Linked DNA regions of Homo sapiens: regions 1, 2 and 4 are each linked to region 3. A link is a loop called in an ENCODE intact Hi-C map of the cell type or tissue named here. Cell type or tissue: mammary epithelial cell. All regions are shown on one strand. Region 1 has its middle 120 kb from the start of FST. Region 2 overlaps ARL15 (ARF like GTPase 15). Region 3 has its middle 50 kb from the start of FST. Region 4 has its middle 14 kb from the start of MOCS2-DT.

What was found. A loop is a pair of places that touch in the nucleus more often than their neighbours do. Peaks named below come from ENCODE experiments on the same cell type or tissue, not always from the same donor. Only the 100,000 strongest peaks of a DNase experiment are listed, where the experiment ranks them.
Region 1: it touches region 3 in a loop (5-fold over the local background); 5 of 110 quality-filtered maps call a loop at or near these places.
Region 2: a loop joins it to region 3, with 6 times the contacts of the local background. A loop is called at or near these places in 21 of 110 quality-filtered maps.
Region 4: it touches region 3 in a loop (4-fold over the local background); 4 of 110 quality-filtered maps call a loop at or near these places.

Annotation. Positions count from the first base shown.
Region 1 is chr5:53,358,820-53,366,819 of GRCh38, reverse strand. No RefSeq gene overlaps it. Among named protein-coding and RNA genes, the nearest start is that of FST, 120 kb to the left of the region's middle. In mammary epithelial cell, no CTCF peak of the experiment used is centred here; DNase peaks (open chromatin) are centred at 4,139, 4,919, 5,809 and 6,609; H3K27ac peaks cover 6,798 bases.
Region 2 is chr5:54,213,840-54,221,839 of GRCh38, reverse strand. The region is part of intron 1 of ARL15 (ARF like GTPase 15); the gene reads left to right. Among named protein-coding and RNA genes, the nearest start is that of ARL15, 93 kb to the left of the region's middle. In mammary epithelial cell, a CTCF peak has its summit at 3,775 (motif pointing right); no DNase peak of the experiment used is centred here.
Region 3 is chr5:53,426,936-53,434,935 of GRCh38, reverse strand. No RefSeq gene overlaps it. Among named protein-coding and RNA genes, the nearest start is that of FST, 50 kb to the left of the region's middle. In mammary epithelial cell, a CTCF peak has its summit at 4,097 (motif pointing right); a DNase peak (open chromatin) is centred at 4,115; H3K27ac peaks cover 775 bases.
Region 4 is chr5:53,119,694-53,127,693 of GRCh38, reverse strand. No RefSeq gene overlaps it. Among named protein-coding and RNA genes, the nearest start is that of MOCS2-DT, 14 kb to the right of the region's middle. RefSeq lists a cis regulatory region at 7,257-7,429. In mammary epithelial cell, CTCF peaks have their summits at 3,613 and 3,812 (motif pointing left); a DNase peak (open chromatin) is centred at 993.

The DNA of each region.
Region 1 (8,000 bases), 68 kb after region 3:
ATTTTTAACAGCTTCCCATTGCCTTTGGTCAAAACTTGTTCATGAAGTCAAAACTTGTTCATGAAGCTTGCAAACCTGGTCAACATCCCAGCCCCATTTTCCTCCATTCCCCATGAACCTGGAAGTCCCAGCCTCTCTGAATTGCTTGCAATTCCTTGAATGTACAGCAGCCTGTCATGTCTCTGAAACCTGGTTACCTGCAGTTGCAAGATGCCACCTCCTTCTTTTTATTTTTTAACCCATTTCCTGTTTGCATTTGATATCTCAGTTCAAGCATCATTTCATATGTTATTTAGTCATCAAAGATTATTGTTACCGGGGACAAAGATGAGTAAAACATGCACCCTACTCTGGAGGAGCTTTTAGTCAATGAGCAATAGATACGTAAACGAATGATGAGCAATTTCCACATCTCTGTACAGGCAACAGTAGGGCATACGAGAGAAACGGAAAATATTTTTTGATATCTCCAGGCTTTCAAAGCCCCTGACTCAGTGCTCCCACACTTACTAAAACTACCACACACTCAAATCATTTGGATCTTAATCACTGGCCCATTTTCTCTTCCAGGAGAACCATCTTGATAATTTCTAAATCTCTAGCCTCTATTGCATATTGGCCTATGAGAGTTCTCCCAAAACGTTTACTCCCTTAGTAAATAAATGTAGGAATGATGACACCCAAGAAGTCCTAGAATCCTGTGTAATCCAGTCAATGGCAGGGAGCTGGGAGTCAAAGAGAATTGGGCCCTGAATATGTGACATAGCAGGACAAATCTACCCATAAGCTCAGATAATGGAGGAGAAGCATTCAAGAATCTTATAGATTAAGCCACTCAGCCGAGAAAAGAATGGAACAGGTGCTGAAAAGAAGTAGAAACAAGAAACCTGAAGACCAATAAAGAAGGGAAGGGAGAGAGGTACTGGTTCATCCTCTGAAGTCAGGAGAGCCAGTCCCATCTAACTCAGCTGAACATTTCTAGGACGTTTCCTAACAAAATGTTCTGATTTCCCCCCTTGCACCCTCCTTATTTATTTATTTAGTATTTACTTATTTATTTATTTTTAATGAGCTTAATTAGGTTTTTTTTTATGCAACCCTAAGAAATTTTACTTACATATTGTTATTAATGTACTCACGTTTTTAGAACAACACGAGGGAAAGAAATTAGCACATAATTCACGAATTCATGAGGACACTTCCCCCTACTGACTATATTTTGATCCACTGTCATATGTTTACATTTAAAAAATATTTCTGAATAGATTAAAAAATGATGATGAGTTTGTTAGTCTTATTACCTGAAAATGAAAATGACCTGGACTACTATAGCCAAGAGAAGGAATGAAATGGATCAATTATTTGCTTCATTTGGCTGGTCATCATTATTGATTTGTTTTGGTTTAAATGACCCAAAAGAGTGTTCTGAAGCATCTCCCAAGGATCATAAGCCGTCCTAAGTCCACATCCAAATCTGTATAATTAGTAATTCTTGTAACTGGCAATATGACCTAAGAGCAATTGAGAACACTTTGCATGCAAGCCATAAGAATATATATCCTATTATAATAACAAAGGTCAGATGTATAGGGATATTAATAAAACCAAGAAATTCCTAGTGTTCTTGAAGAAAAGGAGTAAGATTTGACTAATTAACTTGGAATTCAGGTTTAGAACAGATAAACATACATTCATCAATTATGCCAAGCTTTTCTAATTATTCAAAGCTAAAAACTATTTGGAGATATTCCAAAGACTTCTACATTTTTATAAGTATTGATAAGAAAAATAAATCTCCTTTTCCTGATTTTAGGGAAACAGACCTATATGCTATGTTTAGTTGCAGACACTTTCCATCTCTTATGTTCTATGATAGTACATCTATCTCCTTTACAATTATGTTACTTTGTTCTTCTGTTAATGGTTTTATTATTGATATGTCATTTATTTTAAGTTATCCCCACTCCTGTTGAACATGAATAAATAGAGGATATTTCCTTCTCTTGCAGCTATATTGATGAACCTTTCACAGTTTTTATTCCTTCCAGTCTGAAAGAAACTCCCCACCATCCAAAGCAGACAGGAAAGTCCCCACATGTTGGAATGGGATGCTACACTCGCTGTTCCCAGGGCAGCAGACCTTCATTGTTCCTTCTATACAAAATTTTTCAAGCAGTACACAGTCTCAAATTCTGGGCAATAAAAAGGAAGTGACTGGTTTTTATTATATGCAGGATATTAATGCTTATAAACACTTATTAATAATATATATTTTTATGCTTAATAACTAATAGCTCAAGAAAGTAGTTTATATATCCCTACCTACAGAGGGAGGCAAGCCAAGATCCAAGACACATCTCCGATTTGGGATTTAAAATCTGCTTCCAAATTGAAGTGCTTAAAATCAGTTGTAAATTCTAATACTTTGAAATTCACTTTGGAAACTTTGGTTTGCTGTTGGAGAGAGATATGACATTTGCAGAAGAAAGTTGGCTGATGCGTGAGCTGTGGGAGGAGCATGTGCCCTTAACTAGCAGTGCTTCCTTCTTAACTGCAAGGTTCCTTTGTGTTCTCTGCACTCCTTTGGGGAAAGACAGCTTCAGTGAAGCTCTGCATTCTCAAACATCTATTACTCTTTGGCTTGAAGATTCTCTTTTCTACAAAACTTGTTGGATTTTCCCTGACTTCTTTTAGAAACTAATGTGCACTATTTGATTTCTTTTTTCCCTAAACAACTAATAGTTGTGAGCCTTCGACCAAGAATTACATCATTTAAAATGGAGAGAGACCACATATTCACACTGAGCTTTCTTCTGTGATCCAAGTCATATTGTGTCCATGCTAATTTTCATATGAGTACACAAGCTACGGAAAGGAAGATGGCTAAATATTCCCTAAAGGTTTTTCAAAAAGACTGACACCAACTGTTAAAAAAAGAGACAGTTAGACATTTTGAACATGGGTGGGCTATTTGTTATCATAGAATCATTTTTAATTGCTTAAGTTGATATAATGAGTTTTTGGCTATTTTTTAAAAGAGTAATTATTTTACGGAGATATATTGTGAAACATTTGTGGATACAATACTATGATATCTGAGATATGCTTTGAAAGAATATGGAAAGGAGAAGTAGATGGGAATATGGATCAAATAAGTTTAACCCTTAGTTGATAATTGTTGAAGCTAGGTTCTGGGAATAGTTTGTTATCAGTTCTGTCTACCATTTTATGCATTTAAAATGTTCTGTAGTAAAAAGCTGAAAAAAAAAGTCTTAAAATGTTCTATTGACAATTTATGGTTTCTTTCCGTGTGCTGTTCCAGTCCGGTCTTGGTTCTAGAAACCACAGGAGTGAGTAGAGAGAGGAACAAGACTAGACATAGAGTTGGTGATTGGAGTGTGTGATTGTGTCTATTTCAGTGTTTTTTTGTGTAACTGTGCATTTGCTCATATGTGTAGATTGGTCATTGATTAAGTGAAAAATTGGAAATATATGTAAAAGCTTAATAATGTATTCACTGTTTTTATATCTATACATTAAATTACTCATTTTTTAAAGTCCCTTTTATTAGTTATGTGCAACTGTATGATAGACTTGGAAATATCTTTAGTTCTCAAATTTTTTAGCTGTAAGCAAACTTTCAGGTAAACATTACTTTTGCTTAACCACAGAAAAAAATGTAAGAAAGATTGAACAACTTTCCTAACATTCATTGCATTAGTAGCATAGGCAGAAAATAAGACCATTAGTAATATTTTTAGCTCTCGGTTTACCAATTTCCATGTTATCCTAACATTCCCATGAGTTTTAGTCACAATTTTTATTTTTTACTATAATAAAATCAAATATTTTAAAACTTAGGCATCATGGAACAAGTTTAGATAATGAAGTGCCAACTGGATTTTGGCACCGTTCCTTGCATATTTGTCATCAAGAGTCAAAAGTAATAGGAGAGAAATTAGATAATAGCAGTTTGGTTTCGCAGAAATGGAATTGACATTGTACAGTCAGTGCTGTGGAATTCCGGATTCTGCAACTACAACTACCATCCTCTCTAATCAGTTTCAGCAGATACATTGGGTTGAATTAACATCCGGAAATCTTTTACTACAACGAAACTAAACATTTTTGCCTAAGTCTACAATGTTTAGTCATAACTCATGTTTGTTCTTTTTGCATTCTGAAACTATTATACATGGCCTGTCATTGAATTACTTTCCTTTAGTGTTCCTTTGTTGAGTTTGGCCAGGAAGCCTGCCCAGCCTTGTGACCAACTAATACAGTATTAGGCATTTTGGAGACAGTGCTGTATTTCTTTTTGTAACAAAGTTTTCAAAGTCAAAATTGAACCAAATTCTCTTTGTCTGTCTGATATCACTAACTTTTAGTAAAAGGAAACTCCATTTTAAGGTAATCTCCCTGTCATGTGGTATTTCTCTTCCCTAACAGAAATTGTGAACTCCCTCTTGGGCCACGCGCCACCAAGTCCACTTGAACCACCAAGCACAACAGTCTTTATTTTATCTTTATTTATTTTTTATTTTTTTATTTTCTGAGATGGAGTCTTGCTCTGTCACCCAGGCTAGAGTGCAGTGGTGCGATCTCAGCTCACTGCAACATCTGTCTCCTGGGTTCAAGTGATTCTCCTGCCTCACTAGCTGTGTTTACAGGTGCCCGCCACTGTCCCTGGCTAATTTTTTGTATTTTTAGTAGACACGAGGTTTCACTGTGTTGGTCAGGCTGGTCTCGAACTCCTGACCTCAGGTGATCCTCCTGCCTCCGCCTTCCAAAGTGCTGGGATTACAGGTGTGAGCCACCATGCCCGGCCTACACAACATTTTTTAGATTTCAGCTAGGGTAACTGTGGTTTACTTCCCCAGTTCCTTAGACATGATTAAACAGAACACATTGTGTAGCTATGTGTGTGGACCTGGAGGGAGTTCACAGTTTTTGTTAGGGAAGAGTTAGTGCTTTGCCTAAAACAGATGGGACATGTGTGTACTACACTTGAGACCTCCATAGATTAGAATGAGTGTGAGAATCAAAGCCATTCTCTTTCCAAGTTTGGATTTGTTTATTTCTTTCTGTTTCTGCTTAATTCACCCTTTCAGCACCAAGTTGATAAAATATTACACGGAGATATTCTTATTTTGACACCAGCATACCAGCAGGTAGAATTGTGGGCAGGGAATAGACAGTATCCAAAGATTATTTTTGCTTGTTGGTAACTTTTGGGTAATCTTAAAATGTTAAACTAGATTCCATACAGTGGTTAATCCATACAATGGCTCTCTCTGAGAGACAGTTTACTGGTGGCAGCATTACCAAAGTCACAGGCAAATACCACTTCTGTGCCTTTTCCTGAGTCCAGATGATTGATTTTAAAATTAAGGAGTTTCTGCCATTTTCAGTGAAAGAGATTAAGGAAAAATAAAAAGTGGTATAATAATAATGACACCATGGCCAGCTAGTTCCTCTCTAGCCACTACAGGTCACATTATAATAATAGAAGTATTAATCCTTACTTATCCCACCATGAAACAAAGACACAATGGCGATCACTGTTTTAAATGGCAAATTCTACTCTGGTAAGTAAATTAGTCTGCAAGCTTTAACCAATAAGGAAACACAGAAGAGAAAAAGTCAAGAACAGATAAAATTTTAAAATATGCTTAAGGTCATGTAGATGACTGTGTCAGTGTTTAATCATCCTGCCTTTACCCTTTGACAGATAGAGACCCTCCCTCAGTCATCAGTTGGAACAGCCAAGCAACTCTTCTGCAATGTAGATCCAGGGGACAGAGTGACTCATAATCCTTCAGTGGTGATGTTACTATTAGAAGTCAGATCCAGCCACAAATATGTAACCCAGTAAGATATCCATAGGAAAATAAATTCAAGACAGACTATCCTCTATTCCAAAGTTAGTCTCTTAGAATTAGTCAGGCCTTTTTGATTTGAACTATGTTTTAGAAAAGGTTTAACTTCCTATGGAATAATTCATTTGCTGAATGATAAAGTCAGTTCGGAAGTATCTGGGGTTGCCATCTACATAGCTTGCACCCAAATAAAGAGAAATAAGCTAGAGTAAGCTTTGACCCAGGTGCCTAAATAGGTAAGTTAATACACCCAAGTTCTCAGCAGTCACCATGAAAAATAAAAAGTAAAACCCAAAGACTACTGTTTGCACAATTCTTGACCAAGCATTTAAAAGTGTACTATGAAATGCTTATTAAACACCTTGCAGACACATATTAACATTCCTATTAAAATTAACCTGATCTTGGTTCAATAAACTCATGCCATGAAGAAATATGACATCTGTGGAACATTTAATCTCTGTAATTGGGTCGCAAAAATACGAAATAGAGACCTAAACTCACATGGAAATATTTACTTTTATTTAAAAACAGAATTCTCAAGTGCCTCTCTGCTTTCTGATTTCATTCAAGTCAAGAATAAAAATACTGAAATGTGGCAGGATTTCTAACAGAATGAAAGCCAAGAAACACTGAAAACATAGTTTTGAGATTTCCGGTTTAGTTTCCAGGACAAAGAGATTCATTGTTGGTTTTATCATCTATGCTACGTAGATACCTGGATAAACAAAAGCTGTTGACCTCTTTGGGGTCACCTGTTGCCCCATTTTGGCTCTGATTTTGCACTGCTCTTCACAATACAGTGCTGGGATGAATCCAACCTCTCTTTACCACAATGGCTCCTAATCATTCCCAAAGGAAGAACTGGAAAATATTTGGAATTTTTCTTCTATAGTTTCACATTAGTTTATTCTCAGAGCACTTATCATCTGTGTTTTGAGCCACATGTTGGGTAAAGAAATATGTAAGAGGGATTTAATCACTTTTTCTCCCTGAAGGGTGATATTGTATTTTTGTTAGCATAGTGTTTATTTTGTTTTGCTTTGACACATGGCTTCTGTAAAAATTTCAGTCAGTCTTCCTCTTCGGATTTAAGTACTCAATTCCAGGCAATGAAGACAAACACCAAAGCATGACTTTTTAATATTGTAAATTTAGTTGCTTTTCATGATTAATCTTTTCATGGTATCATTCAGCTCATTATCTTATACATATTGTCTGTAACACAAGAGAATGTATCAATTTTGTGAATTCATGACAAAATTTATGAGTACTCAGGTTCCACTTATCACAATCACAAATGCTGTTTTCTTTTCTTGTAAACTTACTTCATTCTTATGCTCAAATGAAGGAATAAAAGCATTTGCTAGCAGCCAATATTCTAATATCAGCTTTGCATACACAATTTTGTTAAATAAGACAAAGAAAAAACTGAAAAGGGAAACAGAAGTTATTAAATTTGGTTAAGGGATTACACCTGGTTTTCTGCTGCCCTGATTTGTTTTGGACGAGAATGCATTGAACAGATGTTATTCTTTCTTTCTTTCTTGCTGGGATTTTTGTCGGTTATGTTTCGACATATTACTCTATTTATTTATTTATTTTTTGCATTCCCATAGCCACCACCCTATGTCCACTTTTAGCTACATTTCAGAACTTAGCCATAGCCTCCTAACTAGCAATATGGCAAAATAGTAGCAAACTCAGGTGACTATTCATAACAGTAGAATGAAGCTGGTAAAACTCAGAGAGGCTGGGCTTAGCTGCTAAAACCCCCTTTGTGGTCAACTTATTGCCATTTGACTTCCATCTTGGATTATTCTTGCTGAGTTGCCATATACCCATTCTTTTTCACTACCTAAACCATTGCCTCACACCATGTTCCTTCAATGATTCTGCTACTAAACTGAAAGCTCCTGGTTTTATTCCTATTAGGCATGTAGGAATGACTGTTCTTTTATCTTCGACCCTGACCTCTAACTCTGGTATTTGCTTTCTGCTTATGCTTCCTGGCTTCCTTCTACTCTGCATCCACTCAAAACAACTAGCACTTTGCAACAACAGACTTCAGCTTCCACGACAATTAATAGTAAAAATTATGGAAGAATATAGCTCATCTTG
Region 2 (8,000 bases), 790 kb before region 3:
TGTGTGTGTGTGTGCATGTTTCTTGCCAAATAACCTAAAAATTACTTCTCTGGCCCCCATGACTTTTTTTTGGTCCTGTTGTAAGCTTGACAGAGATTTTATTTATCCTTATTAAATGTGGCTTGTTTATATCTAGTTATTTGTGTGAAGTTTATGCTTAAGAAGAGTGGGATTCGTTTTGGATATATTATCTCAGAGCCAACTGGACTCTTATTAGCGCTTGTTTGAAAATGGATGTGTGTGTACATGTACAGATGTATGTATGAAGTGTGTGTGTGTGTATACACACCCCATCTTCTTGAGTGGTTTCTCAAATTGTAGGATTTGAAAGAAATAAAGGAAAGAAAGGAAAAAGAAAAATCCCTTAAGTAAGAGGACAAAGGAATGCTCTCATAACTGGGCTGGAATTGGAGTTTGTGTTTCATTTAAAATGACAAATCAGCAAATCCCTCTTCAACTATGTTACATCAAGGTGAATTTTCCCTTCATTCTGGGCTTTGGACACAATTTGCCTGGACATCTTCCCAGGAAAGCCCCTGTGTAAAACCCCTATTAAAGCAAAGTCATCATAAAATCATTTCATTTCCATAATGCTTGTCTTCTGACCTGTGTGAAATGTACCACAACTCTTGAGGTACGTATTTTGAGTCCTAACATACAAGAAAGTTGTTAGTTGTTCTTAACTAGCAAGAAAATTAAAAGTGAACACAAAATTCTCGTATATGCCCAAACTGTGATACAGATTGAAGATAAAAGGTGGAGATTCTTTCCTTCCATATGGTGAAGCAATTTGGGGAAAGAGAAATTAGACTTTCGGCAGAAAGAAAATGTCAGATTTTTTTGGCGGGGGTTGGGGAAGTGTTTTTCACTCCCTAAATTCTGGAATTTTATTCAGAATTAAAGGGAAAAAAAAAAGACACATGTCTACTGATTTCACTCTTAGGACTTATCTATCTTAGTGCCAGGACGAGAGTCGGCACTGCGGATCTCACCACGGCAAAGGGGGTGCTTTAGGAGGACTGCACAATTTATTGGTCACCATGAATTAGTTCCCAGTAAATTATACAACACACATTGTCTCTTATCTCTTGCTAGGGGACACTGCTGATTTCAGAGATAAATGGGATTGACTGTTTAATTTCACTAGTAAACAAACTTGTAGGAAAGTGGAACTAGCATGCGGCGTCCGAAGGTCTCTTAGTACCATGAAACATAGGATGAGTGTGAAGGTGCTTATTATATTAAAAAATTAAGGTGATTATCATATTTAAAAAATCAAGCAAGAAGAATGTTTCTAACTTAAGACCAGTAATAGCTGCATTTAATGCCAGAATTTTCCAAGGAAATGAAACAGGTCAAACAGAAACTTCGGTGAAGACGTGCTCTGGGGAGAAACCAGCTGAATAAAGTTCAGTAGCTGACTCCACTTAGATTAAACCATTGACTCTGGAAAGCTGTATATCTCTTTAGAAGTTTCTATTTTTCCTTCTTTCATCCACAGGAAAAGCAAACAAAACAGAGGTGGGGGAGGGGAGTGGAGATAAATAAATCACGTTCATATGCTAGGTCAATTTTTAAGCCAATTTTGATCTTTATGGTAAAGTATTTTCCACATCTGCCAACCACAAGTGTCTACATATGGTAACAGGTAACTTTCTTTAGTACTATATAATCTGTGAGACATAAATAACTAGGCATTGTAATTGTATGGCAGTTACCCTACAGTTGAAAGAGTTACATGATTATTAGTAACCCATAAAATAAGGTGGTAGTGTTTTTTTTAAATAATCTGTTATAGGAATTTCTTGTTTCCATACTTTTCTTAAAGACTGTAAATAATCTTGTTATGCTCTGACATTCAGCAAGTCATTGCAAAGAAATATGTTTATTCCTTCAAGATACCACTAGATTATCCATTTCAAGAAATGAATATTAAATATGGAAGGACACATTTTGTCCTTTTCATTTTAGTTCTAGATTTTGCCATATGGTTGCCCATGGCTTTTAAAGAACAGTTAGTATCAGGAATGAACTTTTTAGCCACAACATTTCTGTGATTTTTGGAAGTGTGATTTTTGGAAATTCTTAAAAACCACATTTTGAAATATTGGTAGTTACTGTTGTCATTCTGTTTCTTTTCTTTTTCCCCCTTTCTTTCTCCGTCTCTCTTTTTTGTGACCAGTGCCTCTTCTCACAGATAAACCAGTATGATACAGACTTTTTGTGTTTAAAAACAAAACCTAGACTTACAAAAAAAGTTCCCAAATAACTTGTATTTAATTAGTATGTAATTTATTTAATTAGTTCCCTGTCTCTTTCTTTGCAGTGATTGTCTTGATTTCTAGTTCTAGTTTTAAAACAAGGAAAGTTTTAGGCCTTTCTTGATTCAACTCATGTTGTCCATAGCACACCTCACTGTCCCTACCAAAGAAAGGCATTGAATTTGAGATTTGATGCATTTTAGTCTTTTTTTTCTTCCACCCTGATCTTCTATATATGGCTGCTTTGCAAAACAGTTTTGTGCAAGCAGACATGACTTAACTCCATTCCCTACATAGAGAACTATTCAACTTTACTTTTATGTGTTTTGAATACTGCCTCATGTGAGACTGTGACAGCAATAAAGTATGCATGGCCAACCTTATTTTAATAGCGAAAGAGAGCTGCTTTTAATTAATAAGTGGATCTCTTTATGTCTGGGGTTTTCAGTTTATTTTGTGGTTCCTTGGAGTTCTTCAATTATGTGGCCTAAAAGGGCTATGTTAGTGCCGACTAAATCCTTTTTAAAATCTGTCATTTACATGTTTTCTGTCTGTAACCTGTTTTCAGATTACTGTCTTAAAAAAAAAAAAAACAGCAGTAGCAGTTTTTCCGTAAAACGTTAAAATCCATAGACCAAAATTATATATATATTTTACATTATTAATGGGATGCAGCATCCATGTACAAAATTAGAAGACTAGCTGTGCTCTTCAGCTGCTCCATCACATAGGTTAAAGAGTCTTTATATTGCATATTTCCCCACTCAACATCTACTTTTAAGTTACAAAACTGATAGAACTTGTGTAAAGCATCTACTTGGTATCTTGAGCATTATAGAAGGTGTGCAATGGCTCTTCCTGCTGGTGATGCCATTGCCGTCTTTGGTATGTATAGAATTTTACTGAGTTCTGTCAAATCTGGGATGTCAGTGTGCCCCACGACTTCCCCACCAACTAAACCCTAAGGGGTTTTTATGCTACCGCGGGAATCCAGTGCCAGACTTGGACCCACAGTGACCCCAAATAAAGTGATTCCTGGGTGGTAATATGGATGCTTTATGATTGACATACACATAAATACATCCAATCTTGCTTATGAAATTTTGTGATCTGCTTTTGTCATTAGAGGATATAGTGAATCTAATTCTGCATCGGGGATACGGGATACAGTGTATTACTGCATTGAAGGAGATTTGTCTGTAGGAGCATGAGCATTCTGTAGCAATAGGCATAGCCGTCTTCTCGGCTGGATGTTAGTTACTAGGAAGTATTCATTGTGTGGGTCACTATATTTTAACAACTCAAAATTTTTTAAAAAAACCATGCTCTTTTTGAATAGAAAGAGAGAAAATATTAAGTCTTTAAAAGTCAGAGGTAAAACCGTGGCCAATCTGAATGTTACTTCTTTCTGGTTACTTGAACAGTGTCTCTCTGAAGTCTTCCTTGGGTCAGACACAAATAAATGGGAGGTTGCTCTTGGAAACACTCCCTAGGCACTGGTAAAAGTTGTCGGTAGATGGCAGTACTGTTCTACTACAACATTTTTTAATCCCTGCAAATACTGCCTAACATTTCATTCCCAGTCTTAATTTTGAAAATGCTTGATTAGTTACATTAAGCAATGTTTGGGTGATTTTTTTTCCCCCTTTTAAACTTAACAGAATTATAGCCACAGCCTGAAAGAAAGCCATTACTGGTAGACAACAAATTCTTAGTCGTAATTTAGTCCAACATAGAGAATGACATACCGATTTTTAATTATATTTGTAAAATGGCTATATAAATATATAAAATGGTTAACAATAATGATTATAATTTCTCACTTAAACTTTGCATCAGTGTTTTTTCCTCTAATTCTACCGAGGGTAACATCTGATCGTTACGGTGAATCATCTGAGATGTACATTTCTATGAACATGTTTATTTCTTTTTACCCCTACAGGTCTACATGTATGCCTTGCAAATGGAATACTTTTGAACTCTGCTAAGATATCTTGGCATATACAACTAACTTGTAGATGAAGAAAGCTAATATCTCTACAGTTTTTATTTGGAAAGTCAGGGAATAACGCTATCCTTAGGGAAGGGTGGTTTACCTTCTTATATTAGTTTTTTGCAGGTCCCTTAGGAACATGCATTACAGAAAAATAGGCTGCTCTTCTGTTTGTCTTTGTGATTCAGATTATAATAATTAACTCTCTAGGCTAAATATAACTAACGATCTGTGATCATCATTTAAAATGGAATCTTTCACAGTAAATTTGCAATTGGTATATTTCCTGAACTTCTCTTATTTTAAGATATTTTTAGGGAAGATTTCATATAGGATGGGAGGTGAAATTGGTAGTGTTTTCTCCCTTTTTAAAAAAAAAAAAAAAGAAAAGCATTGTCTTACTAAAATTCCATTGGAAAAGATAAATATATTTTGTTTTACAAAATACTTTGGGAGGATAAATCTTCCTTTTAAATCGAACTGAATTTTAAGAAAACTGTGGCTTAACTGTTTATCTCGTTTTCCTATTTCTTTACCTAATTTCTATCTAGAATTGTAAAATGATTGATTAGAGACTTAATCTGGCTTTTGTTTTTACCTTAAACTATTTAAAAAACTAAAATGTAATGTTAATGTTTTTTGTTCTCTATTGTCTTTAAAGGCATTAGCAGGTAGAATAGAAAGAGATAAAACATCTGGGTAGTCTAAGTAGATGGGTTCTGTTTCAGTTATCATTTTATGCTTAACTTGTACGGGTCTAAGGTATATACATTCTCTTAACTACTGTATAAACTAGAAATTTGCAGCATAAGCCACAACCTGTGCTAGCTGAAGCACTTAGTTACAGCATGTAATTCCCAACAGATTTTTCTGTTATATTTTTTTACTCACCCTCCATGGAATGATTAGTACATTTTGGGGATTTAATTAGGTGTGTGTGTGTGTGTGTGTACACATACATATACATATACCCATAATATAGAGACAACTATTATAACTGCTATAAAATAAAATGTGCTGGTGGGAATTTGCGCATAGCTTATGCTGAGTATGTGGAAATTTGGGATATAACATATGCAGTGTCTCCCAGCAAACAGAGATAAGTATAGTAATAACAAATTTATAAGATATTTGTTAGTTATGTTCTTCCATCAGATACTGATAGACAATATAAGCCAGCCAAGAAGCACATGAGTCAAAGTTACTTTAGAAGTACACAGTGGAATAACACCCCCGTGTAGTAAGAACTTTGTTTCCTTGAGAAGTTTGGATCACAGGGTGGTGAGGATGAAACCACTGCCTCTATGATTTGCAATTGAAGTGATGCTGTTGAGTGATACTTTTTGAAAGAGTAGCTTAAAGTTTTGAAGGAGTAACATATTTACTGAAAAATTTCTGTCAAAGTGAAATTCTAGAGACTAGTATTCATTTATGCCTGTTAAATATTTGCGAGAAGTAAAGTTTCTTCGTGTTTGACTTACAATAGATTTCTCAAGCAATGTTTCTCTCCAGCCAGCTATAGGATGAGGGTGGACAAAAAAAATTGGCTTTGTTTCTATTTTATGCACAGCCAGACTTGCTCTTATGTTTGTAATATTTAAAGGAGTTCAATAGGAGGCCCTTGATTCTTTGATCTAATGCCACAGTGCAGTTTAATGAGAAAGGTTTTTAATATTGTATGCAATATTGAAAATTTGTGCCAGCTCAGACCAATATAATGTAATGTTAGATTTACACCTTGGATCCATTCTTTTATTTCTTGTCATGAATCCACTCCCCCAGCCCCCCACCCCTGACTGAAACAGGTAATTACAAAGGTCTTCAGATCAATTTTTGTAAAGGGGCACCCTGACGGGTACCATGACTGAAGTGTGACATGAGCCTTTTCCAATACAATGGGTGGCCTAACATTCCTCTGGAAGCCCAAGCTCATTAAATATTCAGTTCCTTTTTCCCCCCCTCCCCCCTTCGCGCACTTAGCTTGAGTCGCACTAAGTCTGGGGTTTCTTCGCTGAAGACTTAGGAAAATTGCTTCGAGTTCTCAGATTGAATTTTTTATGTGTATGACTTCATGATAGCATTAGCATGTGCTTTGATCCATGTGTGAATGGCGCTGGGTCGGCGCTTATTGCCATATCCAGATGGTGTTACAGGGAACAAACAGTTGTGTTTTAGGATTTCTCAATAGACTGTCTAGACTGGCCGTGCAGCAGACAGATACAGCCACCCATCAAATTAGCGTTTGTCAGATTTATGGTAATGGTTCACCAAAGCCTTCCTGTCATTGACATTAAGATTTACGCCTCCAAAGTTATTTTGTCTTCCACAGAATATAGCTTGTGATTGCTTGGATTTAAAAAAAAAAAACTTTAAGACAGAAAAGTCTTGTTGAATGTGAGCTGTTTCTGAATGAAAAGAAAAATATAAAAGGCATTAAACAGTGGCTGCGGCTTAGGAGCAGTATTGATTAGGGAAAGGCCTCCTCCCCACCCCCAAGCCCCCTCAAGTGATAAGAAGGATGTTCTGCTCTGGCTGGTGTCTCCCATTTGCCCTTGTTGGAAAGAAAAACACGTATGTGGGTGACTATGGCCAGATTTTGCCCTTTCATGTTGTTACTCTGGAGTAACGTGATCTGCTGCCCCAACGCGGTGGGAATAACCTTTTGACAGGCAGTATGTCCATTCTCAGTGGAAATGTTTTCCCAAGTCTGGCCAGGCTGCCTTTGATCATACCTCCTTCCAATGTGGGGTCACAGCTACTATGCTATGCAAGAGTCACAGGTTCCTGCAAGGAAAGTGAGAGACATGAGGGTTTAAAATAAATAAATAAATATGACCCAAACCTTCTTAAGTTCTCAATCATTGAAATGAAGTCAGAAGAATGGAAATGGCCACAGGAAGTGTTCAGGACGTTTCGTGTTAAACATGGTGTGCGTCTTTTTGTGTAAGTGGGTCAAGCAATGCATTTCACACATTTTCGTGTAATGCGGCTTAGTAGTGAGGGTGCATCTCATCCTGGACACGCTGAGGCATGTCGGAAAATGTGTTTTCCTATTGTATGTTGGTGCAAATGACAAATGGTGAAGAGGCTGGGAGCTGATGAAAATGCTGAGATGGCCACAGAGGACAATATGTAGGGAAAAAAGCTTTGCGGAGGTGAAAAGCTCCAGCATTTTTCAAAGGAAGTTCTTTCATCTGTCTGAGAATGGGCATTTGGGGAAACTCCTGCTAACCCCTTTGGTATGTCAGGATTGAGAACTGCTGCCTGTTCTAGTACAGGGCAGAATCTTTGCAGAATTTTTACTGGAAAGATATCTCTTATCTACTCCAGTGGCTGTAGCAAAGTTATATCAGTTAGTGAATAAAGTATTCTCTATTAAATGTGCTGGAGCTGAAGGCTTCTTATTAACCTGCAGCAGCCCCTGCATCTCTGGGTAGTGGTCCTTCTATCAAGCCCCCTTCCTTCCTTCTCTCCTTTTTTCCCCCCTTCCATCTCTTCCTCCTTTCCTTCCTTTCTTTTTTGCTCTTGCCATACAGTAATCATTTGATTACTCTGTTTGGGACTGCTATTTTGGCCTGTTTTAAAAGACTTCTCTCTCATATATGTGTTCAAATTTAGTCGTAAGTATATCTGATAAGTTGTAGCAAAAACAATTGTTGCTCAACTAAATTAAATCTCAAAAGATTACATTTTTTCCAAACAATAAACTGATGGATTTTTTCAGTTTTGTCCATCTTCAAATCTTT
Region 3 (8,000 bases):
AGACTCTCTGCAGATGGGCCTTGAGCCTTTGTGTTTTGTTTTGAAAATCTTCACAAGACATCTTGATGCCTAGGCATGTTTGAAAATCAACTTAGTGAGATATAAATTTTGTTGAGTAAAGAAAAGGGAGCCTGCAATCCATGTTTTGCATGACTCACAAAGCAAAAGAGGGCCAGATCAGGCTTTTGAGCAGGGAAGAGATAACCTCATGCAGTTTTGTAGATACCAAGATGATAAGACTGATTTAATATCAGAGAACCCAAAATCAGGTTAAATAACGTGTCCAAGTTCATGTAGCCAGTAAGCAGAAAGCTATGGCATAATTCCAAGTCTTTTGATTTCACTTCAGTGTTTGTACCATGGAGGCAGACCAGAGGAAAAGAAAAAAAAAAGATTTGATGGTAAGTAGGAGAAGGAGAGAGGTTAGAATACTATGAAAGATATCTCTAAATTGAGAGTCGTGGATAACAGGAGGGAAGAAAACTGAAAATTGAACACCTATCATGTGCCAGGGTATATCTCATTTAATCTTCCCAAGACCACAACAGGGTAATAGTGGCCCATATAAGGATGCTGAGGGTCAAGGTGGTTAATAGTTTGCCCAAGGCCACACAGACAGGAAGTGAAATTCGGACCTACACCTAGGTCTGCTGGCTCCAGAGCTCATGCTCTTCACTATTCTACTTGGTCCCTCATCGGAGAGCAGTGCTTCTTATCAAGGGCAATTTTGCCCCCAGGGACATTTGGCAATGTATGGAGACATTTTGGGTTGTCACAGTTTTGGGGAAGTTGGGGGCTGCTACTGGCATCTGGTGGGAGGGCCAGATATGCTGCTCAACCATGTGCACAGCAGCCACAAAGAATTATCCAGCTCAAAATGGCAGCACTGTTGAGGCTGAGAAACTCCAGCCCAGAAGGATGGTTGTAGCTCAGAAAGTTGGAAATGAAGGACATGTTGATGAGCAAGTTGATGAAAGGATTTCAAACATTCGTGTATTAGGTATTCAATTAAATCTAGCTGTGTCTCCTCTCTTTCTGCCTGAGTGTTACATGAGGCTGAGATGTTGCCCTATATGTTATAATCTAGTTACTGACTTTCTCATGCCTAACTGACTGCATCTTTACAAGAGCCCTCCTTCAAGACCCCAGATGGGTTTACTGCAAGAACGGCTCTTGTGCCAGTTTCTAACCACCTGTTAAGGTGAGGAAGCTTTAGTTCCCCCATTTCTTTCTCTTTTTTCTTTCGGTTTTATTATTATTTTTCTTTTTTTTTTTTATGACCCATTGAGTTCTTGGCAGATCTGTTAGACATTTTCTCCAAGTTTCTCTTTTGAGCCTTTTATCTGAGGGAGGTGGATCTTTGTTTACCCAGACCTGAGTAGAAATTACCAAGACCAGAGGCCACAATGAGGCAGCCATTTTTAGTCACTTTCCACCTGGGCTGAATTTGAGCCAGAAGATAAGAGACAAAATATATCCCATTATCAGCCCCCTAAGCCATCTACTCCCCCTGATTACTCCCACAGATATTCTTGTTTCAATGCCAGTAAGCCCAAATACTCTGTTTGTGGTGGCTTGGAGCCAAAATCCAGGTGTGATATTCCAAAGCATTCTTGTAGAGGAATTTTCAGCTGGTATTTTGTTTACCTGCATTTTTGGCCCATCTCAATCCCTTAGGAGCCAAAAGCTCACAGAACTGTAACATTTCTAACTCTTACCATACCTGTCTATAAAATATGCATGAATACAGACTTTACACAATGGATCTGTGGCCTTTGGTGACCTCTTCATTGCCTTTAACTTTCTTCACGAAATTCCAAGAGACTGTGGAAACACCTCCTATCTTGCTACTGCTCATTAGGAATCTAATACCCTCTCACAAAATGCTCTAGGGTTCTTGGCAAGGAAAAAGAAAGGCTGTAAAATCAAGATATGTTGTTCTTAGGATTACTTTATATATATATTTTTTGAACGCTCAGCTTAAGGCAAACCTGGAAGAAAAGCATAATAATTATACTAGTCATAAATGAATATTACCACCTTATCCATTCTAGAAGAAGATTTAAAAATAATCTAGGTTTGGATTTTGATGTGTTTGGTGTTGGGATCAGTCTTCCCCAATACCTTCCTCTTTACGAAAAGAAGCCATTGTGTTGTTCCTCTCACTTTGGGGCTAGGAGGTATCTGTTCTGGCTCACTCTGTGACTTTCTCCTTTGCTCACCTTGCAAATGTTCTAGGCCTTATCTCTGATGTCTGCCTTGGCCTCTGGGAATGCTGCACAGCACTGGCCATGGGTCAGTAGAGAGAGACTTATGGCAGAAGGCTTGCAGGCAACTTTTTCTCCTACTACCTTTATTGTTTTTCAATCTTGTTTCTGCATCTGTAAAATGCAGATAATGCTACCTGGCTTCTTTGCCCCATACATGAATCAGGAGGACTTTGTCTTATTCATTGTATCTAGAGCAATTCTTGGTGCCTAGGAGCCACATAATAAATATATGCTGAATGAATGAATAAACATCATGTAAAAGTCTCCAATTCTAAATGAATTTAAGGTACTTCTTTTTTGGAGAGTGCATTGCATTTTAAACTAGTCTGTTTTTAGTACATATAGATAAAATAAAAATTTTCAATGATATTTCTGCCCTGGCTTGCTTCCGGCCCTGGGCCATGCAACAATTGGAAAAACACAAGGAATGAGATTATCATAGATTTTTCCATGTAAGTAGTGAGGGGCCCTTCAGAGCATGCAGTATTTTTCCCTTGGCATGGTTTTAGTAGAAAATGCTTATTATTATTTATTATGTATTTCTTAAGGGAAAATGGTATAGAATCTTCATCTAGATTTTTCTGATTTTAAGATTTATATGAAGATGAGAACTAGATTAGGACTTAGGTTCTTACTGAGTCCACTGCACTTGTATTTCCTGCATATGTCAAAGCATGGATACCCGTGGCCTTGGCTTACAGCTCAGGAAGAGTGAAGAACGTACAGCCGATGCCTGCCTCCTGATTCATAAGCATGATGCACACACACACGTTATCAGGACAGTGGCAGCCCATTCAATGGCAAATCCTGGAAAAGTTAAACTTTAGTACTTGTGTATTTTGCTGATTCCCTGTTGCACTTCTGCTGAATCTTAGATAACTTGAGCCTGCATATGTTTTTGTTTAAATGACTCAGGGTAAGTTTCCTTCTTTGAACATCCCTATGATTAAAAATTCAGGCTGGGCACGGTGGCTCACGCCTGTATTCCCAGCACTTTGGGAGGTTGAGGTGGGTGTATCACCTGAGGTGAGGGGTTCCAGACAAGTCTGGCCAACATGGTGAAACCCTGTCTCTGCTAAAAATACAAAAATTAGGTGGGAGTGGTGGTGGGTGCCTGTAATCCCAGCTACTCAGAGGGCTGAGGCATGAAAATCGCTTGAACCTGGGAGGCGGAAGTTGCAGTGAGCCAAGATCGTGCCACTGAACTCCATCCTGGGTGACAGAGCAAGACTCCGTCTCAAGAGAAAAAAAAATAAAAAAAGAAATCGAATGTTATGATATCTTCTGCCATTGGTAATCTGCCTGATCCTTTAAATAAAAACCTCAGGGACACATGAGACTTAGAATTTTTAGAGTTGAGATTTGTTAAAAGATATTTTAGATTTTTTTAAAGAGGCAATGAGGTGCATTTACTATGTAACACTCTCATCTGGGCCTGGACCAGCAGACATAGTCAATAATTAGAAATTCAGGTCAGATTTTGCCACCAAATGAGTTCAAATCAAGTTAGGTTTTGCCACCAAGTGAGTTTAGAAAACAAACAAACAAGTTTTGGTTTTTAGAAACTTTCAGATGTTTGAATTTTGGAAAAGAGACTGCAGACAGGTATTTCAAAACCTCAGTTATTGATTCACTGTATTTTTAAAAGTTCCACTAATAGAGAAACTTAATTTTATTGACAGCCTTGTAGAGAGAGGTAAGCATCTTGCCTTGAGGTACTTTTTTTCTTCACAGAAAGCCTACGGGCGTTTCTGCTCACAGTCATGTGAAAATCAGCTTAATGTATTTCTTGTTGCAGGCTGTTAAAATGGCTTGAATTCCACTAGAGGGCAGTTGGGCCTTATCTCAGTGGACTTTATGGTTACCAGATCTGGTTCTGTCATAATTGGGTAATTTTTGTCACTGACCCCTGTTGGGGCCAAAAAAAAAAAAAAAACCTCCCCGTTGCCCTCTGGAGGCTCACTGAAAATCACCGGGAAAAGGCAGATTAATAGAAGAGAAGGCGTAAAAATTCATTTGATCATAGTTTTAAGTGACATGGGAGCCTTCAAAAGGAAGACTCAAAGATACAGGAGAAAACTGTCCATTTTTGTGTTTAGGTTCAACAAAGTACAGATAGTTGTGTAGAAATGCGATTGGACAAAACAGGTATGATCTAATGCTAACAGACTGAATGGTGAAGCCCAGTAAGGCTTGTTCATCTAGATTCTTCTTGACATCTCTGAGCATGCATTTCTTTCTTCTGTGTATGTGGCAGGGCTCTTTCTGGAATGGGGATCTTATGACCTACAGTCAAATAGGGTAAGTCAGATAATTTATCTATGGCCAGTTTTTACACAGGAAAGTGGGGGAAAACCTGGAGTGGTTTTTAGGTTTTATGGCTGGCTTTGGAGAAAAGGGGTTCTGGCTTCTATGACCTGCCTTGGGGAAGGGGGATTCTAGTTTCTGTGGCTAGCCTCCAAGGAAAATGAGGGGCCAGAGGCAGGAGGGAAGGAAAAAGTCAGAGAGAGCTGCTTCTAAGGCTTTCATGTTGGAGTATTGTTTTCTGAGCCCCATACACCACCACTCATTTCTGTTTCTACTCAGCAGCTGTCTGTCCCACTTGACATCACCTCACATACATCTAGAGGTCAGTGATTTCTGTGCTTACATTTCCAGCCTATGAGGCTGTTCTGAGCTCCTATTCAGAATCTCTAGTTAGCTGTTTGAAAGACCGTTTAGTCTATTGAGGATTGACCTCATGAGCGCCATTGCTTGCCCTCCACCGCATTTCTTGTCTTCCAGTGCTCCATGACTCAGCAAAAGTCAACACCATCCATTTGGTCATGCGAGCCTAGGAATGTAGGCTTCATCCTCGACATTCCCCTTTCCTGCATAATTCCTCATCAAATTCCCTCTACTTTACTTACCAAATATACCCCCATGGTCTGTCTACTTTCCTACATCTCTACCCCTAGCTACCACCTTCTTTTGCCTGGCTATTAGACACCTAACTGGTCTCCTAGCTCTACGCATGCCTCTCTGCCTTCTTCCAAATTTCTCTCTTATTCTCTCTTTCCCCTACTGCCAAGTCTCTAGACTTTTTGATTAATCTCAATTTTTATCTCCACATTTATATATCCCTATCCATTATGAAATATTGTTTTTTTTTAAAAGCATGTGAAAGACCAGTGCACTGAAAACTCAGTTTTCTAAGAGGGTAGTGGTTCATGATATATGTAAGTAGTCCTCACATTGTGTGAGTCCTACATGCATGAATTTAGGTTATTATGAGTTATTTACATAACACCATTTCCCTAATACCAGCCTTCCAACAATAAGTTTCAAATTTTGGATCAATTTCTTAGTAATTTTCTTAGGTATGACTTCCCCTTGGAGATCTGGACAAAAATAAAAAGTGAGCACATGTACATAGATAGCTGTAAGATGCAGAGGGGGTACTAGAAAAAAACACACATCTAATTGGCTGATGGTTTCCTCTGGGAGGGGAGTGGAAATAGGGGTATAAAGAGTTGTTTATCTTTTATTTTTATCTATTCAAACATCTGTACGGTTTGAATCTAAAACAAAAATGTAACCAGGCATTACTTATTAAAGAAAATAGGAAAGAAAGGAGTAAGAATGATAGATTATAAGTGATTTTTAAATCTTTTAACAAATGTCCTCCTGAATTGTTCCAATAATTATTTTTAAGATACTGGAAAGACTCAATCTCCCTAAATATCTCCTTTATATCAATTCCAACACCAGAAATTTGTCATTCATTCAGTGAATATTTTACTGAAGGTGTCTTGCAAACAAAACTCCATGCTAAAATTCCTTTCTTTCTGTCTTTCATAATTCCTTATTAAAATGCAGATACCTCCTCTTCATTCTCCGTGGCTAAGGTGTGAAAACCATCTTCAATAAACACCTTTAGAGATTCTGGCAACTAAGAAAAAAAGGGAGCCTGTTTGTGTTCCTCTATCCATCCATTTATGTAGCCATTATTGAGTATTTCCAGTCACTATGACAAGCTGAGTGAATCTGATGAGCAAGGCAAATTAAAATCTTCTAATTTACCAAACAAAAACAGTAGAAAGAAAAAAATTAAAAAAAGATAATTGCATTTCATAGCTTCATATATACACGCATTAACTTAAAAAAAAAACTGAGAAACGAGAAAAACCACTGAGAAGGCATGGGGCTGGGGGCCACTACACAAGGTAAGGCAGTCAGTGTAAACATCCTACTAAGACTCATAAAGAGAAGAATAACATTTAGCTCAAAATCATTTAAGTTGCTATAATGTCCCCTTCCTCTGTGTCCAACCTGAGTACTCTTTAATAAAGTCTACTTTGCACACATATACCCATATATGGCCCCTCTGGAAAAAAAAAAGAAAAGAAAACAAATGGGATTATGTCTTTGTTATTTGTTAACTTGCTCTTCTCCTTAATTAGATGTAGAAGATTTTCCAAAATGAGTAAAAAGTCTACCTCATTCTTTTTGATGTTGCCTCAGTGTTGCATCATATGGATGCACTATTATTTATTTACCATTTCTTTATTAATGGACATTTGCTTTCTCAATTTTTTTCAATAACAAACCATGCTTTATTGAATCTTCTACTTTTGTGCACATATTGAGTTTTTTTCCCATATGGATTCTTCAAAATGGAATTACTAGATCAAAGAGTATGCACATTTCAAGTTTGGATAGACAATGTCAAATTGAATCAATTTATACTATGAGTGTCCTTTCTACTTGTCAAGATGTAACATTTCAATAATTGTTTAAATTAAATGATGTCCGATAGATGAAAAATATTTTATTGTTTTGGTTTGCATTTCCCTGATATATAGTATAGGTGAAATTCTTTTTATGTGTTTAGTGGAGATTTATATATTTTTGGTCATATCTTTTGCTCAGTTTTATAAACTTTTTTTTTAATTGAGAAGAGCTCTGCAGAGTCATTTGTTTAATTTAATTAAAAAGCATTTATCATCCATTGACATTATGTAGGCATCACACTAGGTGTTGATGTCTCAAAGTTGTACAATATAGAGTCCCTGCCCTCCTAAGGGTGGGGTGGTTGGAGGGAATGCAGATTTGCAAAGAAAATAAAAGCAGTAAGATGTTCATACTGTCATGTTAGACAAACTGCCTACTTAAGAATATTGGATTGCTCAGTCATCTCAGAGGGAGAAAGATTGAAAATAGCATAAAAGTTCAACTCTCTGGTAGCAAACCCGCAATATATTGAAAGTTGCTTACTATGTTTTAGCTTAGTGTTTTATGCTTAAATATGCCTCTTAACATATTTAAGTCAGAAATTACTACTTATAGCAGTTCTGAAGGCCAAAGAACTAAGAACAGTCTTTCAGGTAATTATTTCAATATTGAATGTTTTTTTTTTTTTCCCACTATGTCTTTACTTGCAGTGATGCTGTCACTCAATTGGATCAGAGTTGTTTGACAGCTTCCATGACCTTTCACTACACACATGCAAGGAGCCATACTCAGACCTACACAGATAGAGCCACACAGACACAGCTGCACCAAGTGGCATTATGAGAAAGGACTAGACAGGATGCAACTGTGATGTTACTTAGGTGAGGAGGCCGCTCCAGCTGAAGAGGCTCACAATGAGATTTCTATCTGCCAGAGATTTGAGATCGCTATCTGCCAGTTATGTCAGGGAAGTAATTTAACACATCAGTGCTGCAGTTTAAGATGAACTATAGAGAC
Region 4 (8,000 bases), 310 kb after region 3:
TATATTTTCAAAATAATAATCTAAATAGATTCTGGTTAGTTGTCCAATTTAGTGCAACCTGGGAAACCATTGGACATAAACTCTGACTTTCCCCTAAGCCTAGCCCTCCCCGACCCCGGGCTCCTCTAGCAAAGCCTTCTGAAATAGGATTTATGAGATGACCAACAATGCAACGAAACTGTGGACAAAGATACTGACATTAGATTTGCCATGGCCACTCATGACAAAGTTTCTATTGGCTTTTGGCCCATTTTCAGATGTCTGTATGATGAGAGATAAATTCTCGAATATCCCATTAGAGTTACTAAGCAGCCCCCCCATTCAGTGGAGTATACATATATAAAGATTCTATTTCTTCCAGTCACTGCCTTTAGCCATACCTAATTCATTCTCTGTTTCTTGTCACTTTATACTATCTGGGATAGATTCCATAAATTTCCAGTCATGCTGAGCCATTAAAACTCTGTTATTTTAAAGCATCAACCTCAAATTTGATTTAAGTCTCTTCCCTCCTTTGGATCTTTCTTGTATGGTTTTTCAGAGGGCTGTGCAGACCCTTTTGCTCCACAGTTTCTTAACCAGGAGATCCAGCTTGAACTCCACCTCTTCTTCCTACCATCATCAGCACATGCCCCCACCACAAAGCTTCTTGTTACTGCCCTCCCCCAATCCCTGCACTTACTCAGGCAACCACCTTGTGGGCAGGGCAAGATGTCTACAACCTGGCTATTTTCTGACCCAAAGTCAACTCACTCATCTTTGCCACAAACAGTGGTAGGGCAGATCAGAACCCTCTCCTTCCTAGTGTTTCTCTTTAGGTGCTTCTTCCCCCAATTCAGATTTACGTAGAGACAAATTAGCCAGTTCATGACCTAAGCAGATGTTTAACCAGGACATCCATCCATTCCACTGAGGTTGCCAATCTTGCAGGCCCCCAGCCTCTGAGCTCTTCTGTCTTGCCTTGGTGAGGAGAAAGGAGGTGAATCATCTCTTCTCTCTGTGGGGAGGGGAGGTGAATCATCTCTCATTCCAAATCCTACAGATTCTCCAGTTTCTCCATTGAGGCTCACACTTTCCTCTCTCCGTTCCTTTTTCATAAAGACAAAATTGGGGAACAGTCACATGTGGTAGGCTCAGCTTTGCAGACTCTATGGAAGGCTTGAGGAACGTCTCATGATTGGCTGCTCTCTTCAGAAAAAAAGGGGCTTTACAATTTCACACATGTTGTTCTGTGTTATGAGCCTTGGTGCCAAGTCTGGAGAAACCCTGTTCAACATCTTGTTACACTCTTCTCTTTAGGCTGGCTGAATCAGCTGGGGTCTACCACTGAGTGGCAGAAAACTTGACCCAAAATGGCCCTGGCAATGAGGAAGTATGTTGTATCACTTAACTAAAAAGTCCAAATGGGAAGATCTGGCTTCAGGCCATATTGATTCCTGGTTCAAAGGACATCTCCTGGTCCCTAGCTCCACTTCATTTCCTCTGGATGAAGAAATAGTAGATGGAAGAGTTGTGGGGTCCTTGCGGAGGCCCCCAAGTTTCACATCATTACAAGCCAGCTTTCCCAGTTGTGCAAACAAAAGTCCTGGAAAATGACTTGGGTTGTGTGCCTATCCCTGATTGTCTCACAGTGCTCAGTGATAGCTGATGCCACTCTGAGGGTCAGTTGAAGTTTGTAAATAACTTCACTCCATTCCTTCTAACCTCTTTTGGTATCCATCAAAGAAGGCCATGGATTTTCCAGATCAAAATGTGTCCAAACATAAATTGAGGGCATTAGATACATGCTAGGACCTGAGTTGAAGGTATGGGCTTGGTAACATAATGTAGCTATTTCTGGGTTTCAGACGGGCATAAAGATTAGTAAGATTAGTTAAAAATGTAGGGCCTTAGAGTAAGACAGGCCTGGATCCAAATGATTGCTTCACCAGAGCAAGAAACCTTGGATAAGTACTTAATTTCTCTTGAGACTCAGTTTCCCCAATTAGAAAATGGGAGTATTGAGAATACCCAAATCATTGGGTTGTTAAAAGGATGAAATAAAATACCTGGCACAATTATTATATTTCTTAATATATAAACATATGTTATATAATAAATATGATATATTAATATATGTATTATTCTGTTCTCATGCTGCTATGAAGAAATACCTGAGATTGGGTAATTTATAAGGAAAAGAGGTTTAATTGACTCACAGTTCCACGTGGCTAGGGAGGCCTCAGGAAACTTACAGTCATGGCAGAAGGGGAAGCAAACACATCCTTCTTCACAAGGCAGCAGGAGGAAGAAGTGCCGAGCAAAGAGGGAAAACCATCTTATGAAACCGTCAGATCTCATGAGAACTCACTCAATATCACAAGAGCAGGGTGGGGGTAACCTCCCCCATGATTCATCCACCAGGTCCCACCCACAACACACTGAGATTATGAGAACTACAATTCAAGATGAGATCTGCATGGGGGCACAGCCAAACCATATCAATATACAATTTATATAATAATATAACATATATTATTATACAATGTCTGGCACAAGGAGATGCACAATAAGTACTATTTTTGTTGCTAAGTACTTTCTCCTCCGGGCACACAGAGCAATACTGTGGAAAACCATGCTAAATTATGAAGGATTTTCCTTGTAGTTTCTAGAAGTGGCCAATTTGATAGTTATCCCAGGCAGTAAGCAAATTATCCTGCCATTTCTCCTATTATTATTTGTAAATAGCAAATGGAGAACCTAGTATGAGAGATGGAGGGTGAAGGAGACTTAAGTATATGAATTGTCTTAAGCACTGATGTGTTTGTGTATATGCATATATATATATCTGCATACGTGTATATGGATATATATGTATAGATGTGTGTATGTGTATATATGTACATGCATACATATGTATAGATGTGTGTGTGTGTGTGAGACTAAGATGTTTATGCTAGGATTATGCTAGCAGAGATTCATTGATCATTTCTCAAAAGTAACACAGGATACTTTGCAGGCTATGCCAAATTTGAGACACATATGAATTTAGCAACACTGCAAGATGTTGCTGAGGCCTTCTACTCTTAGATATGTTTCCACAAAAAGAGGAAAATCAAGGCATTTTTGTGGTGTCATTTAAAGCGAAGCAATCTTGCTCAAATTTAATATTTAAGTAAATTGTAAAAATACTGACGACATAAATTCACTTTTCTAAAATGCATTTTTAACATTTATTTATTTACGATATTTTTTTTTTTAATTTTTTGAGATGGAGTCTTGCTCTGTCACCCAGGCTGGAGTGCAATGGCACGATCACAGCCCACTGCAACTTCCACCTCCTGGGTTCAAGCGATTCTCCTGCCTCAGCCTCCCAAGTAGCTGCGATTACAGGCATGCGCCACCATGCCCTGCTAATTTTTATATATTTAGTACAGGAGGGGTTTCGCCATGTTGGCCAGGCTGGTCTCAAACGCCTGATCTCAGATGATCCACCTGCCCCGGCCTCCCACAGTGCTGGGATTACAGGTGTGAGCCACCGTGCCCAACCAAAATTTATTTTTTTAAATAAATAATACTAGAATTATGCTTGAGAGATTTCTTTTTTATATCAACTAAAAACTGTGACTTTCTGTGATCTAAAATTTTGTTTCTTTGGGAGACAGTAACAATGAAGGTAATCTTCCCAAGTATACTACATGAATTATGTTGAAATATTTGGTGTAACTACATAAATATAAATGTAACAAGAGCCTTTTATTTCCAAAATGAGATTCAATTTATTTTAAGAATAAGATATCAACTAGCACCCTCTTGTGGAAATGATTATTTTAGATATTGGAAAAGAAAATCTTACACAAGCAGCATGGTGGCACACCTATCATAGATGTATTTTTTTCCACACACTCTTGATGACTTCAAATTAATTGTATACTTTTGTTTATACACAGAGTCTAGGAGAAGATGTTAACATGCAGCACAGTGATGACTGCAGATTTATTCTCAAGACATTTTTTTCTTAAGTAGATCTTCAGCTGTCATCTGATTCAATTAGTCTAAGAATTTTAATTTATATTTCACTTCAAAAGGTTGAACTAGATAAGTACACAGAAATACAAATAAAAGTACTTTTTACAAGCTTTAAAACTGTGGTGTCCCCTATCTGTATTTTTTTCCTCTAGCATCTGCCTTGCCAAAAGTTCTCTTGATGCCTCCTCCCCGGGGGATAGGTTCTGACCCAGACCTGAACCAGTTCTGACCAAATGTGAAATCCTCCAGGAATGTCAGCCACCCTTCCTACCTCCAATTTTTATTGATTGATTGTTTTGAGACAGGGTCTTGCTCTGTCATCCAGGCTAGAGTGCTGTGGCATGACCATAGCTCACTGCAGTCTTGCACTCCTGGGCTCAAGCAATCCTCCTGCCTCAGCCTCCCAAGCAGCTAGGACTACAGGCATGCTCCAACATGCCCATGCTTTTTTTTTGTAGAGATGAGGATTTCATTATGTTGCCCAGGTTTGTCTCAAACTCCTGGTCTCAAGCGATCTTCCCGCCTCAGCTTCCCAAAGTGCTGAGATTACAGGTATCAGCCATCACACCCGGCTCACCTCCACCTTCTTAGTGGCCAGTCACCTTTCCTATATGAGAGTATATAAAAAAGAACAGTCACACTTGTCTAAGAGTGAAAGTAATTCTTGGGCTTAGAATTTTCTGGTACTCAAGCTATTCAAAGATAGGATGTTTAACTGCTTAGTAGGCAATTGACAGAATGTGTTCAAGTTCAGTTAGTTATTTGGGCTCAATAATCTTCATGGTCCCTTCCAATCTGACATTCTAAAGCCTTTCTATTTAGTCTAATGGCCAGTGCCTCTGAATGAACTAATCACTGCCATTGCTCCTCTTTTATTTCTGAGATGGTCATGAAGATTTTAACATAGTCCTTGCAGCATTGGTCTGTATCTTCCCCCGAAATTATTCTTTCAAGTAAACCATCAGGACCTTCAAAGGGCCATTCAAAGTGCACATTAGGCCAGACAAGGTGATGCATGCCTATAATCCCAACACCTTAGGAGGCTGAGGCAGGAGGATTGCTTGAGCTCAGGAGTTTGGGACCAGCCTGGGCAACATAGGGAGACCTTATCTCTACAAAAGTAAAAATAAAAAACATTAGCCAGGTGTGGTGGTGTGCATCTGTGGTCCCAGCTACTTGCAAGGCTGAGGCAGGAGGATGGCTTGAGCCCAGGAGGTTGAGGCTTCAGTGATCCATAATCACACCACTACATTTCAGCCTGGGTGACACAGCAAGACCTTGTCTCCAAAAAACAAACAAACAGAAAACAAACCAGTGCATATTTATTAGGGAACTCGGCCATAATAGTGACATGAGGCCCTTTAATCATTAGTTTTAAACAATTATAAATAATCAAGGAATATATAGGTTATCTCCAGCAGATAATTGTCAGGTATAATTAAGGGTGAGATGCTGATTCAGACAGAGAAATGTGTAACGTAGAAGGCATAGGGGCACATATTCAAGGGAGACATGAAGCATCCTGAGATGAAGGACAAGTGTGGGATTTGGGGTACAAACAATCCAATTCAAACGCTGGTTCTGTTTGTTGTTACATGAATGGCCCTAGGTATCTGAGACTCCCATATCTGTCAAATAAGAATGATTGTATTTACCTCACAGGGTTGTTGTAAGAATTAAATGGCATAAAAAACAATGAGAAGCACAGAGCATAATACTTAATCCAAGAAGGCTCTCAAAAACTGCTAGCTTTACTTTTTTGTTTGTTTGTCTTTTTCTTCCTTCAGCCTTTATTTTTGTGTGTGTGACAGAGTCTCATTCTGTTGCCCAGGCTAGAGTGCAGTGTCAATGCTCACTGTAGCCTCAAACTTCTAGACTCAAGCCATCCTCCTGCCTCAGCCTCTCGAGTAGCTAGGACTGTAGGTGTGCACTACCAAGCCTGATTACTTTTTAAAATTTTTGGTAGAGATGGGGGTCTCACTGTGTTGCTCAGGTTGGGCTAGCTTTTCTTATGGCCAGAAAGGGTCCTTGATGTTTAAGGATTTAATAGCCAGGGGCTGGGGGCAGGGGGGACAAACTAAACAAATATTTCATATATGAAATTAAATTGTGTTCACTGATTATCCCTGATAACCTTACCTGATGAATCAGGGGACGAGATCTCCATCTTCCCTAATATTTTACAATATTTTTCTAATAATCTTTGATTACTGATTGGGGCACATTTTTATCTCTCAGCATTTAGATTCAGACAGTGTGAGTGCTCTTAGCTAACTTGGACTCATATGTTTGTGTGAGCAGATCTTTGTAAGTTTGACCTCCCTAGCCTTTGCATTAAGGACATCTCTGAAAGCTGAAAGCAAACACTTTTAGGAAACAACAGCTTCTCTTCTCTACAGTGAGGAATCCCTGGAAACCTTGGTAGTTGAGCCCTGACTATTCAATAATTCAGTTAACTACGGAATTGGTTAGGTCTATAAACTTGGTGATCACAGTTCATGCTAGGAATTCACTTCTGAAGACTTAGTAGTATTCAAAGGATGCATAATTTAAGACATACTGTTGAAGGATAGTATTTGTAATTTATTAGCTAAAGTAGTATCACCATGTGGCAAGAACAAAAATAGCATGTATTCAGACAGCACGTTTTAAAAGTAGCAATTTCTTATTAATTTTTAATTGATTTTGATAATTTTGTTGATTTTAATGAATTTATTTTCATTTTAGTTACCATTGTTCAAAATGTTATACAAAACTAAACTTTTACTGTTTTTTATTTGGATGACTTCTAGTACATGCAATTCAAATATACATAAAAGGCAATAACCCTGTAATTTAATTTTTGTGATAAGAACTTAATGTTAAAATGGATTCCTGAAGCTAAGTGAAATGTGATGATGGCTGGACTTGGATAATGTTAAATAAGTATTAGGTTGCTTTGCTTTGTTTAGCACTCTACTTAATAATTTGATTGATTCCCTGAGTGAAAATAAATAGATAAGGTGCTAGGAGAATTGACTAGCATTAAAAATGTAAAGGTGGGGTTTTATGGGCCATATAGCAGACTGACCACATGCTTATTTAAATAAAATTGAAGAAACTTCAACAGGACATATCCACAATGAGAGAGAAGAGATACATATATATATATGGAGAGAGAGAGAGAGAGAGAGAAAGAGAGAGAGAGAATGAGATTTCAGTGGATACCTGGAAGAGGAAAAGCAGCTGGAGGAATGGGATGGAGGGAGCTGGAACACAGTCTAGAGTGTTTAAACAAAGGGCTACAACTGAGAAGGCTCTGGTTATGCCTCCGAAACCTGGAGTGTGAGATAAAGCACAAAGGTGTGTGGGTGTGAGAATGCAGAGCAAAATATAGGAGTCAACTGAAGATATATACCTAGAAAAATTGACCCTAAATTCTCAGCCACTAACCTGTCAGTATGCATACAAATCCAGGTATCCAGACCCTTAGATCCTAAGAAACAAACTGGAATGATCTCTTTGGCTTTTATTTCATATAATGCTGTAGAAAAAGCCTGTCTGGCCACAATGGAGTAACATGGACCAGATTTACCCTTCTGGTTTAAACAACTAAGAAACTGGACAAAATACATGAAACAGCAGTTTGCAGGACACTGACCAACAGGGACTGAAGAACAGTGACTCCTGAGAGATGGAAAACCGATGAGGTAGACAATACAATTGGCACAGCTCACTGCTTGGTGAGAATTTCCAGATTGCAAATAAGAGAGAAACCAGGCAGAAACCAGTGGTTTCCTTGAATTAGGAAGAAGGAGATGAGAATCTGGGGAAGCCAAGTAAGCTAAACCACCAGAGAGGAGGGATGTGAACAGGAGGGGAGCTCTGGAGACATGCTGAGGGCTCCTTTAAGCATTCAGCTGAGTCCTGATCAGTACATGTGTGAGGAAACTACCCAAGGCCAGAGAAAGAACCAAGGTAGAGAATAAGGAAAAAAAATCCATAGAACTCAC